3 separate regions of the Homo sapiens genome follow, and all the other regions are linked to region 3. Evidence: chromatin contacts called from ENCODE Hi-C or POLR2A ChIA-PET data. All regions are on one chromosome and are shown on one strand. The core of a region is the stretch at or near the end of the contact, and the rest is flanking DNA. Distances in the headings are between cores, read along the strand shown.

Region 1 (3,121 bases), core at 279-2,778, 4.0 Mb before region 3:
ATTAATGAGCGATCTGCCCTCAGAGCTCCCCCTCCAGGGGCCTCAGGAGCTTAAAGTGGCTCCCAAGGAGCTATTAGTCATTGGCTTTAAATAGCAGGTAATCCTTCCTCTGACCTGGCAGGCGGGGGCGAGCATTGACACAGACAGAGGCTTGGGTTGGGAATGGACTCTTCCCTCCCAACTGCACCGGCCCTCTCCCTACACTGCTCCAGGGCAAAACGGTCCAGTGGGAAAAAGGGAAAGGGAAAGGTGTACTCTACCCAGCCACGTTACCTGTGTGTAAGATAGGTATGGTGTTTCCTCCTTCTGGAAAAGGCCACATCACCCTGTATAAAAACATCTTTGGGACTTCAGAGTCCTGCTCTTTCGGGGACTTTCCAGTAACATTTGGCCAGAGTTCAGGTTGGGGGGTACAGGGAAGAGTAGAAAGGGGCTAAGAAGATCCAGCTGTCTTTCATGGTGGCCGGGGAGGGCCAGGAGCTCCCAAGTTCCTGGGAGCTTGGAGCACTCTGGAAGCTCTAGCCCCGAGGGTCAGGCAGATCACAGGACATAGGGCTGGGGCTCAGCTGTTACCTACCTTGCTTCAGTCAATCCCATTTCTATGAGAAAATGATGGAGGGGCCACCTAAAGAGTCCTGGCCCTGACTCCCTCCCAGCGCTCCACGGTGAATGGCACGGGGCATCCGCAAGTCCAGCCTGCAAGGGGCCCAGCTGGCCTCCGGAGGCCTCCTGGGAGGCGGAGGAGGACCGGGGAAGATACAGCAGCCGGCCAAGGCCGCGGGAGGGAGGGAGTCAGGAGACTCCCATCAGCAGGCAGCCCTCTTCCAAGCTCCTCGAAGCCTCTGGGTCCCCTCCCGGGCCCCACTTACGGCCTGCGTCCATTGCACCGACTCCCCGGCCCTTCCCTTATGTGACCAGGCACGGACAATTGGGAGCGCAAAAATCCAATGAACTGTCCAGCCAACTGGAGTTGGCAGGGAGATGGCCAGGACAAAGTTATCCAGACAAGACTTATCCATACTAGAGTCCTAGAATCTCCCAGGTGGAAGGGGTTCGAAAGTCAAACGCAGTTCCCTGGCCTCATTTTTCACCAGGGAAAAGAGAGGCCCGACACAGCGGATTCCTTTGTCATTATCTGTAAGCCGCATCCCTGGGGGCGGCAGGGCTGTCACCCGATGTCCCGAGTCCCAGCCCAAAAGCCCCAGCGCAGAGACAGCAGGGCCGCATCCCCCTGTCCCGCCAGGGCGCAGCGGAAGAAGCCGCCCCTCTGCCCAGCCCGGTCCCCGGGGCTTTGTCTAAGTTTGTCAACAGTGGAGGTGGAGGGCGGGCGCCGGGCAAACTTCCGAGCGGCGCGGGGAGGAGGGGCGAGGGGCAGAGGGCGGCGCGATCCACTCACCCAGGGCGACGAGGAGGCTGGGGGCGCAGAGCAGCGCGCCGCACAGCGCGGCCAGCAGGCGGGGGCGCGGCATGCTGCGGGGACGCGGGCGCTGGAATGGGCACGCTGGGCTGCTCAGACCCCGCGGGGTTCTGGCGCCTTCTCCTCTGGGACCGGAATAAATCAGGCGGCTCAGCACCTCCCACTGGCCGTGCGCTCCGCCCAAGCTGGCCAGAGGCGGACTGGGGGCGGGGCTCCGCGGCTGGGAGGGAATTGGTTGAAAGGAATTGGGGGGCGCGGGGGTGGTCCGCGATATCTGCCTCTTCCGCCACTGCCACACCGGCGTCCCGCGTCGTGCCAACGGCCGGGTCACGAGTCTTGAGTCTGTTGGGCGGGAAAAGTTCAGGAGTTTTGTTTTTAAGATTTTTAGACTTGAAAAGATGCTAACTCTTTATTCATAATCAGATAGATGCAAATTAAAACTACAATGAGCATCGTGTTTCCCTTCTCGGATCGGCAAGTATCAAGATGTTAACAAGGTTAGTGGAGGCTGTGGGGAACAGGTCCAAGCATGCTTCGCTGAAGACAGTATAAATTAGTTCAACTTCCCTAGAGGGCTATTTGGTAACACCTATCAAAACGACAAATGCTGACACCTTAAGACCTAGCATTTCCACATAGAGAGATTCATTCTACAGAAACTCCCATGTGCAAAATGACAGATATACAAAGATAGCATAGCAACATTGTCTGAAATGGTAAAATACTAAAAAAAAAAAATCAGCGAAGGTTTCTGTAAAGGGCCTAATAGAAAATGTTCTCTGATATGTAGGCCCTGAGTCTCTGTAGCAGCTATTCATCTCTGCCTTTGTTGCAAGAAAGGCACCATAGACAAAATGCGAGGAAATGGGCACCTGTTTGCCGAAAGGGAATAAAACAAAGCAAGCCTGTCACCGTTGACTTTTTACTAAATGATTTGTACTTATCATGTGCAAATATTACCTGTTTACAAATAAGTGATTTTAATAATAGTGTTTTGGCTGGGTGCGGTGGCTCACACCTGTAATCCCAGCACTTTGGGAGGCCGAGGCACGTGGAACACCTGAGGTCGGAGTTCAAGACCAGCCTGGCCAAGATGGTGAAACCCCGTCTCTACTAAAAATACAAAAATTAGCCGGGCGCAGTGGCAGGTGCCTGTAATCCCAGCTACTCGGGAGGCTGAGGCAGGAGAATCGCTTGAACCCAGGCGGCAGAGGTCCCAGTGAGCCGAGATCATGCCACTGCACTCCAGCCTGGGTGACACAGTGAGACTCTGTCTCTAATAATAATAATAATAATAATAATAATAATAATAATAATAATGCTTCAGGCTGGGAGTGGTGACTCAAGCCTGTAATGCCAGCTCTTGGGGAGGCCGAGGTAGGCATATCACTTAAGCTCAAGAGTTCGAGACCTTCCTGGGCAACATGGCAAAACCCTGTTTCTACAAAAAAAGAAATACAAAAATATTCCAGGCGCATGCCTGTAGTCCCAGCTACTCAGGAGGCTGAGGTGGGAAGATCGCTTGATCCCAAGAGGTCGAGGCTGCAGTGAGCCACGATTGCACCACTGCACTCCAGCCTGGGCAACAGAGCGAGACTGTCTCAAAAAATAATAACAATACTAATACTAATAAGTATTTAAGTCAGACTAGCCAACAAACAAAATAGAACAGTCACACATCTCCCCTCCTAGCTGTGTTGAGAC
Region 2 (3,532 bases), core at 1,000-3,499, 3.4 Mb after region 3:
TGAGATGGGAATGCCCATTAGATTTCCTATCTCAACCCCAGTCTCATCACATCTCAGCTGAGCTTGTCCCGAATCTGCTGACATTTGTAACATTAGCAATTCCTGAATCATAGAGGTTGGAAGGGAAAACAACAACAACTACCAAAAACCTTCTCCTGTGTAATGATTTCTTTTCCATCCTTCTTATCCTCTTTAGGAGAAAGTTATATTGTGTCTCTAATTAACCTGAAATTCTCAGCTTGGCTTCATTCTGTGGCAATCTTATTACACACCAGGTTTATGATAGTTCAGTGTCCACTATAGGTTTGCTGGGCTTTTTTTTTTTTTTTTAACAACTTTCAAATAAACCGAGAACCTGCAGCTTTAGTGAAATACGTGATTTCATCGGAGAAAGAGTGAGGGCTGAGGTTTCGGGAATGAAGCTTAAAGAAGATTTTTCCTTTCCTAAAAACCAGCCCCTATCTGCCCAGATCTTTAGTCCTTACCTCATATTCTGCCTATGTGTGTAAAGAGAATTGAATGTAAAATGTGATCTATGCATGTCAATTATATGTATGGTTTATTTTTAAAATATCTTTACCCTGTCAATTTTTTTTTCAGCTACCAAGGATGTTTTCTGTGGTCATCAATTTACTCTTCATATGTGTTCATTTCTTTCCTGGAGCTCAGCGTCTTTTGTGTAAAATATTTTAATTGTTCACAAACCTGGTTGGTTTACCGGCATGAGGTTTTTTCTTGGTGCAAAGTGTGTACAAAGGAGACACAATTTTCTTGTATAAATGTGGAATAATGATAATTCACTAACTGGTCATAAACAACAAGTTTACTGCGTTGGAATATAGTGTGTTCTGAGAGCAATTCTACATGTTTGATGTTTAAAACCAGACACCCTGGAATTCAAAGACACAACTGTCTCAATTATTTTAGCACATGGAGCAGAATGGCAATAGGCTATGAAGTTGTTCTTTTTGCAGTGACTTCTTGAGGTAGAATATGGCTTGGGTTTGGTTCTTGTGACCTGTACTAGTATTATTTCCCATTTGGGGCAGAATCTCTGGGTGCGTTTTAATGACTATATGAATGCTTAAAAGGAACTTGAGGAACAATGAAGTCCGTACTCAACTGTTCTATGACCTAGAAGCATAGTCGGTGAAGTCTTTGTCTGTGTACATTGACAAATGTGCATCTGATACATGTGCGCTTACATGTGTGTACAGAGGGTGTGCACAGGGGAGGCTGGGCGGCTGCCTCCTCCTGTCCATCAGTGGGCAGAGGTCTTTCCCCTCTCACCATGACTGGGTGTGTGGCAGGATGTTGGCTGGAGAGTTAGCTAAAACCAGCGAGAGAGGGTAAAGTTGAGGAAAATTGATTCTAATTGCATCATGACAATCAGATGAAGTCTATTTCTGCTTCTCAGCATCCGAGATGCTTTATTTGGGCAATTAAAATGTCAGGCCACATACCTGTGAAATGTTAACCCTACAAGGAATAAACAGAAACAGAACGGCCTTTATCCTCTGAAAAGAATATATGTCATATATATATGTCACCAAACCGAACAAGTGATCAGAGTTAATTAAGAGAAGGGTTTGCCATCACCCGGATCTGGCCAACTCTTTCGTTTGGAAAATGCCTACAAGCTCAGTTCGTGGCACCTTCCCACCCTCACTCCCTATCCCTCTGCAAAGAAACCAGGGAACTTTTCTTTGGCATTGTGGGTACTAAGATGCGCCAGGAGTCCCGGGTGGTGCGCGAGCGGCGGAATTCGTGACATCGCCAAGTTGCGAGAGGCAAACTCCCCGATTCCATCCAAAGCCTCTCGCGGAGCCTTTAAGAGACGTTGTGTGTGCGCGCTGCGCTAGTCTCCCCGCCGGGGCGGAAACCTCGGGTGCGGGATGTGGGGAGAGCAGAGGCAGCGCTCGCAGGGCCAGCACGGGCCCATCCCCCTCTCGGCGGCGGCGGCGGCGGCGGCGCGGCCACCCCGTCCCCGCCCCCCCAACCCCCGGTCCCCCGCGTGCCCCGCGCCGCGCCGGCGACGCCGCTCGCGCTAGGACCGGGCTGCGCCCGCGGCCGCCATGGCGGGGCCGCCGCAGTCCGGCCAATGACGGCGAGGGGGCGGCGCGCGCGCGCCTGGCCAGGCCAACCCCGGCTGCTGCCTTATAAGGCGCGCCGTCGCCATGGCAACGTGCGCTAAGTTGCAGCAGTCGTGTCAAAGTTCACTATATAGAGAGCTCAGTGAGCTGATCGCGGAGAAGCCACTTCTGCCAGCCCCGGCGCCTATAAATCGCATTCCCTCCCGCGCCCCCCTTTTTAGCATATTTGATCACTTTGATTCTCTGTTCTTTTCTCTCCGCGGTGTGTGTGTGCGTGCGCGCGTGTGTGTTTTCTTCTTCTCCTCCTCCTCTCCCCGAGTTGCCTCCTTTCTCCGGGTGCCGTACTGCCTTTTTTCCCCTCTTTCATTCTTTCTCTCCGTCTTTTTCTCCCCCCTCTGCGCACGAAGGATGTGCTTCTAGGTGGTGATCTGCCCTCCTCTCTCTCTTTTATCATTTCTCCCCCGCCGCCGGCGAGTTGACTCTTTCCCTATGTGTGTGAGGCGGCGGCGGCAGCAGCAGCAGCAGCGGCTCCGGCGGCGGCAGCAGCGGCAGCAGCGACTTCAGCGGCGGCGGCGGCGCTAGACGCAGCGGCTCCGGGCCCGACCCGGCGGCTTCGGCGGCGGCTCCGGCGGCAGCGGCGGCCCGGGCGGCCCGCAGGGAACGGCGAGCGGCCTCCACCCAGCGACTGCGGGCGGCGGCGGCCGGAGAGAGCGAGGCGCGCGCCGGACGCCCGGGGCAGGCGGCGGCGGCGGCGGCCCAGCGCCAGGACGACGCCGCGCAGCGCCCGACGCGGACCACTTTCATGCTGATTCCCCCGGACCCGGGCAGCGCTCCGGCCACTCCGCGGGCCGCCGGCCTCCGCCCCGGCCTGCCTGGCTCCCTGGGCGCGCCCGCACCCGGCGCCTCCGATCTCCTAGTCCTCCTGATTTCGATGGCTTTCCTGAATGGCTGACTGTGGGCTGCCCTGGACTTGGCCCCCGGACAGTCGCCTCTCCTCCTCCTCTACCTCCTCCTTCACCACCACCTCCTCTTCCTCCTCCTCCTCCTCCTCCTCCTCCGCCAACTCCTCGGCTGCACACCAGCTCTAAGAGCGAGAGTGAACGAGAGAGGGAGGGAGAGAGTGAGAGCGAGCGAGATCTTTGGAGAGATTTTTTTTTTTGCCTCCTACTTCTGTCTTGAAGCCAGACAATCGACTTCAGCTCTCCCTCCCCTCCCTCTTTCTCCACGTTCTGCTCCCACTCGCTCTCCTGTCCCCTTCCCCTCCCCTCCCGGCGGAAAGCCCCCCGAAACCAACAAAGCTGAGCCGAGAGAAACAAACAAAACAAACACACCGGGCCAGACAAGCCATCGACAAAACTTTGCAAAAGCAAAAACAAAAAAGGAAAAACTAACCAACCTCAACCAACCAGCCCCCGAGCCACCCGGGGCGCCCTCCCGCG
Region 3 (3,290 bases), core at 1-2,500:
AAATTTATCTTTGTGTGTAGAGTATGGAATTGAAACAGTTTGGATTATGGATTTTACCTAGATTGGACATTGTTGATTTTGTTTGGTGTAAATCTAAAGTGGATTTCTTCAGTGAGGGAGAGACATGGTTCTGGCAGATTATGTTGAATAAGGAAAGTTGATTGGATTTTTTTGGGTGTGTGAATATGCTTGTCTGAATGGAGTGCTTGGTAGGATATTGTTTCTGGAATTAGTAATTTGTTTCTGTGGATCTCATGGTTTTGATATTTAGGAGAATTTGCTTTGTGACATTACTTTGATAATTTGCAATCACGTATGTCCTATTGTTAATAACATTGTTGAAATGGGTGTATACTTACTTGATTTGAAATATAAGGGAAGTGTTGGGATATGTGTTTTCTGTTGGATTTGGACGTGGAGTTTCTTGGGTTACTGATTTAAAGGTGATCGTGTTTGGACCATACTCTTGAATTTTTGCCTGAATCAGTATGGGAAGTAAATATATTGTGATTATGAGAAGTTTCTTTGGGGGGAGGAGTGTAATATTTTCAAGGTTATATAATGGGTTAAAGAATTTTGTGAAAGAACAAAGAAAAATGGATATTCTTGAATAAAAATTGGTTGCATTAACTTTTGCTCCAGTGCAACTTGAACACTAGGGAGGCGCTCTTGAGTTGTAAAAGTTACCCCTTTCTTCCAGTGGAGATGGAAAATTCCCCCTTAAATTTTGTCTTTAGATTATTTTTAGGCATCATAAAGAAGGAAAAACTTGAATTTATATTATGAAATTAAGGTTTTACTTTTATTTAGCAATCATTTCACCCATTGGGGGATTAATTTTTAAAAAGATTAGTACTTAGCTGAGCTTTAGATTCTCTAAGAATTATCCCTTTTTCAAAATGGCTTGATAAAACACCACTTCCTGTCCAGGGAGGAAGTTATTTTAGCTCAAGGACTGAAATATTTAGCAGATCTTTAGACAAAAGGAACAAATTACATTTCTCTCTGGCTTAAAAAGGGTGCTTGAGCCAGAGGGGGTTAAGAAGCCCTCCCCCCTCCCCCTGTTGGGGTGGTCTGGAGGGGCAGGGAGGTGTGGGGGTGGGGGTCCTTAGGCTCCCTGGGATGGAGGATCTGTCTCTCTCTCTCTCTCTCCTTTTTTTTTTTTTGGTGGAGATGAAGGGGTGGGTCTATGGTACATCACCTGAGTTGTGGGGTAAATGTAGAGAGTGTCAATCAAAGGCAGAGCTCTCAGAGCTGGGAAGGAGGCTCTAGATGGCGGCTGTGCCTTAGAGAGAGCGCGCTCTGCTCCCTGCCTTTGCCTCACTTTACGCAACTTTCCCTAACTTTCGGGCAGCCTCAGGGGGCCCCCGTAGCCCCCTGCCTTTCCTAGGGACTTACTGGGGTCGATTCGAACCTTTTTTTGGGAGAAAAGCAGCTTTTAGGAGCTTTCTTTTCGTGCCTTGTTGGAAAGAAGCAGCCGTACTGAGAGCCCAGGTCGTTGTTTTTTCCAGCTTAGAAGCCATGGCGCACCTCCATTTTTGTGCGCTCTCCTAATGAGGTTTTTTTTCTTTCGGACCTGTTTTAGTATTAATTATTGCTTTATTTTTTTGACCAGTTAACATATTTGAGGGTTATTTTATTTATTTTTCGTTTTTTAACGGAGGATTTTGCCTTTATTTTTAATTATTTGGGATCTGATATTTTTCTACTAGTAGATAGGACTCTTGGTTTGGACATACTACATGGATCAGGTAAGTTCACGATCATTGGTGATAATTTTAAAGATTTATTTGTTTAAGTTTGCCTTGTTTTCTGTAAATACGAGAAATTCTTGGATGACGCAATAAGATACAGAGATTGTTATTTGTATCTAGTGTGCTACTTTGAGAAAGTTTCCTTATTGATAGTGATGCTTCCACTGTTCGGTTTATCCTGTTGTTTTTTCTTTTAAGGAAAAAATAGAAATATTTAGTTTTTTGGTGCTTACCGTTGTTGTGTTATAACAATATCGTTAACATCGTCAGGACTTTGTTCCTGATAATAAAAAGCATCGATAGAAGCCGGGACCTTACCTTTCTTTCAACTTTTGACAGTAAATACCTGGGCACAGGACTTCAAAGCAAACACAGATTCCCCCTCCCCCTTAATATTTAAGAATTAAAAGATGATGAGAAATAAGGACAAAAGCCAAGAGGAGGACAGTTCGCTACACAGCAATGCATCGAGGTATGAGCTATCAACTTTCTTCCTTTTTGTCTTTTTTTTTGGGGGAGAAACCTCAGCTTACAATTGTTTACCTTGACAGACATGGATTGCTGTCTGTTTTATTGTGTTTTTCTAATTTGGATTCGTTTTTTAAAGCATGACCTTGAGATTGCTAATATGCCACACCCTAATTTTTTGGTAGCAATTTATGAAAGTTGAGTTGTGACTTAAGGCCTCTTACAGCAGTCAAAAGGTAAGGTACCTTTATTCAAAGGGGCCTTTACTGTAATGTACAGTTTTTCTGTCAGTAAATTTCAGTTTTTAGGTTTTTGTACTGCAGAAAAATGACCTTGTCGGTTTAGCCATTGCTGCATTGCACCATTTTACATACAAGGCAAATTTTTTCTTTGAAGAATCCAGGATATCTAAACTTGTAACTGAGGGCCATAGAGAAGCCTTGTAGTAGTAAATTATAGTAAATAGACATATCAGAAAGTTATATGAATGAAAAAATGTACATTTAAAAACAAAATCACTTAAAGGACCCTTTGACTGATGCCTCTCAGTTTATATTTTTATGTGACTTTATATTTCTTTTGATACACTTGACATTTTAGGAAATTTTGATGTGATTTATCAAAACCTTTACTTGATGGTTAGAGTTCCTGCATTTATGAAATCAAATCTGTAATAACAGAAATCCTGGAATACTCTTAATATATACTTCTATTTTGTGTTTGTTACTGTGATTAATATTTGCAGTTGTATATTTTACATTTAAATTATTTTAAGGTTTGCATTTGTATGCTTAAGACATTGATTTCCTGTTGGTAGATGTATTTTATCCTCACAATTTAGATGTAGCTGCTTTAAATTTATTGATGTATTTCGACAGAGTCGTCTGGAATGCTTTATCTTCTGAAGCTTAAAAATGTACTGTTTGTGCAAATCATGATCTGTTTCACATTCCTTGGAGTACCTTGTTAGTGATGAAGTAATAAAGCCTCTAAGATGTTTTTGTTGTATGACCTCTGTATATTAATTTTTAAAAGTACATATGAATGCATTTTTTGATGTGTTCTTTA

The links. A loop is a pair of places that touch in the nucleus more often than their neighbours do. ChIA-PET counts read pairs that join two places held with the same protein, here RNA polymerase II (POLR2A). Pooled maps may share reads with other maps.
Region 1: a loop to region 3 is called in a map of gastrocnemius medialis, with 8 times the contacts of the local background. The contact joins the promoter of MFGE8 here to the promoter of CHD2 in region 3. A Hi-C loop is called at or near these places in 1 of 168 maps with a recorded cell type or tissue (gastrocnemius medialis) and 2 of 50 pooled maps. POLR2A ChIA-PET finds 5 or more read pairs at or near these places in 1 of 52 experiments (AG04450).
Region 2: a loop to region 3 is called in a map of MCF 10A, with 17 times the contacts of the local background. The contact joins the promoter of NR2F2 here to the promoter of CHD2 in region 3. A Hi-C loop is called at or near these places in 6 of 168 maps with a recorded cell type or tissue (HepG2, MCF 10A, endothelial cell of umbilical vein and 2 more), 2 of 37 single-sample maps with no recorded cell type and 16 of 50 pooled maps. POLR2A ChIA-PET finds 5 or more read pairs at or near these places in 1 of 52 experiments (HEK293T).

What each region holds. Positions count from the first base shown.
Region 1 is chr15:88,911,851-88,914,971 of GRCh38, forward strand. MFGE8 (milk fat globule EGF and factor V/VIII domain containing) reads right to left here and starts at 1,529. Exons shown (of 8, transcript NM_005928.4): 1 at 1,397-1,529. The coding sequence starts at 1,469. RefSeq lists an enhancer at 739-1,270.
Region 2 is chr15:96,328,451-96,331,982 of GRCh38, forward strand. NR2F2 (nuclear receptor subfamily 2 group F member 2) reads left to right here and starts at 2,250. Exons shown (of 3, transcript NM_021005.4): 1 at 2,250-3,532. RefSeq lists a silencer at 2,003-2,142.
Region 3 is chr15:92,899,074-92,902,363 of GRCh38, forward strand. It overlaps CHD2 (chromodomain helicase DNA binding protein 2), which reads left to right and starts at 1,251. Exons shown (of 39, transcript NM_001271.4): 1 at 1,251-1,751; 2 at 2,094-2,226. The coding sequence starts at 2,165. RefSeq lists enhancers at 1,270-1,339, 1,380-1,589.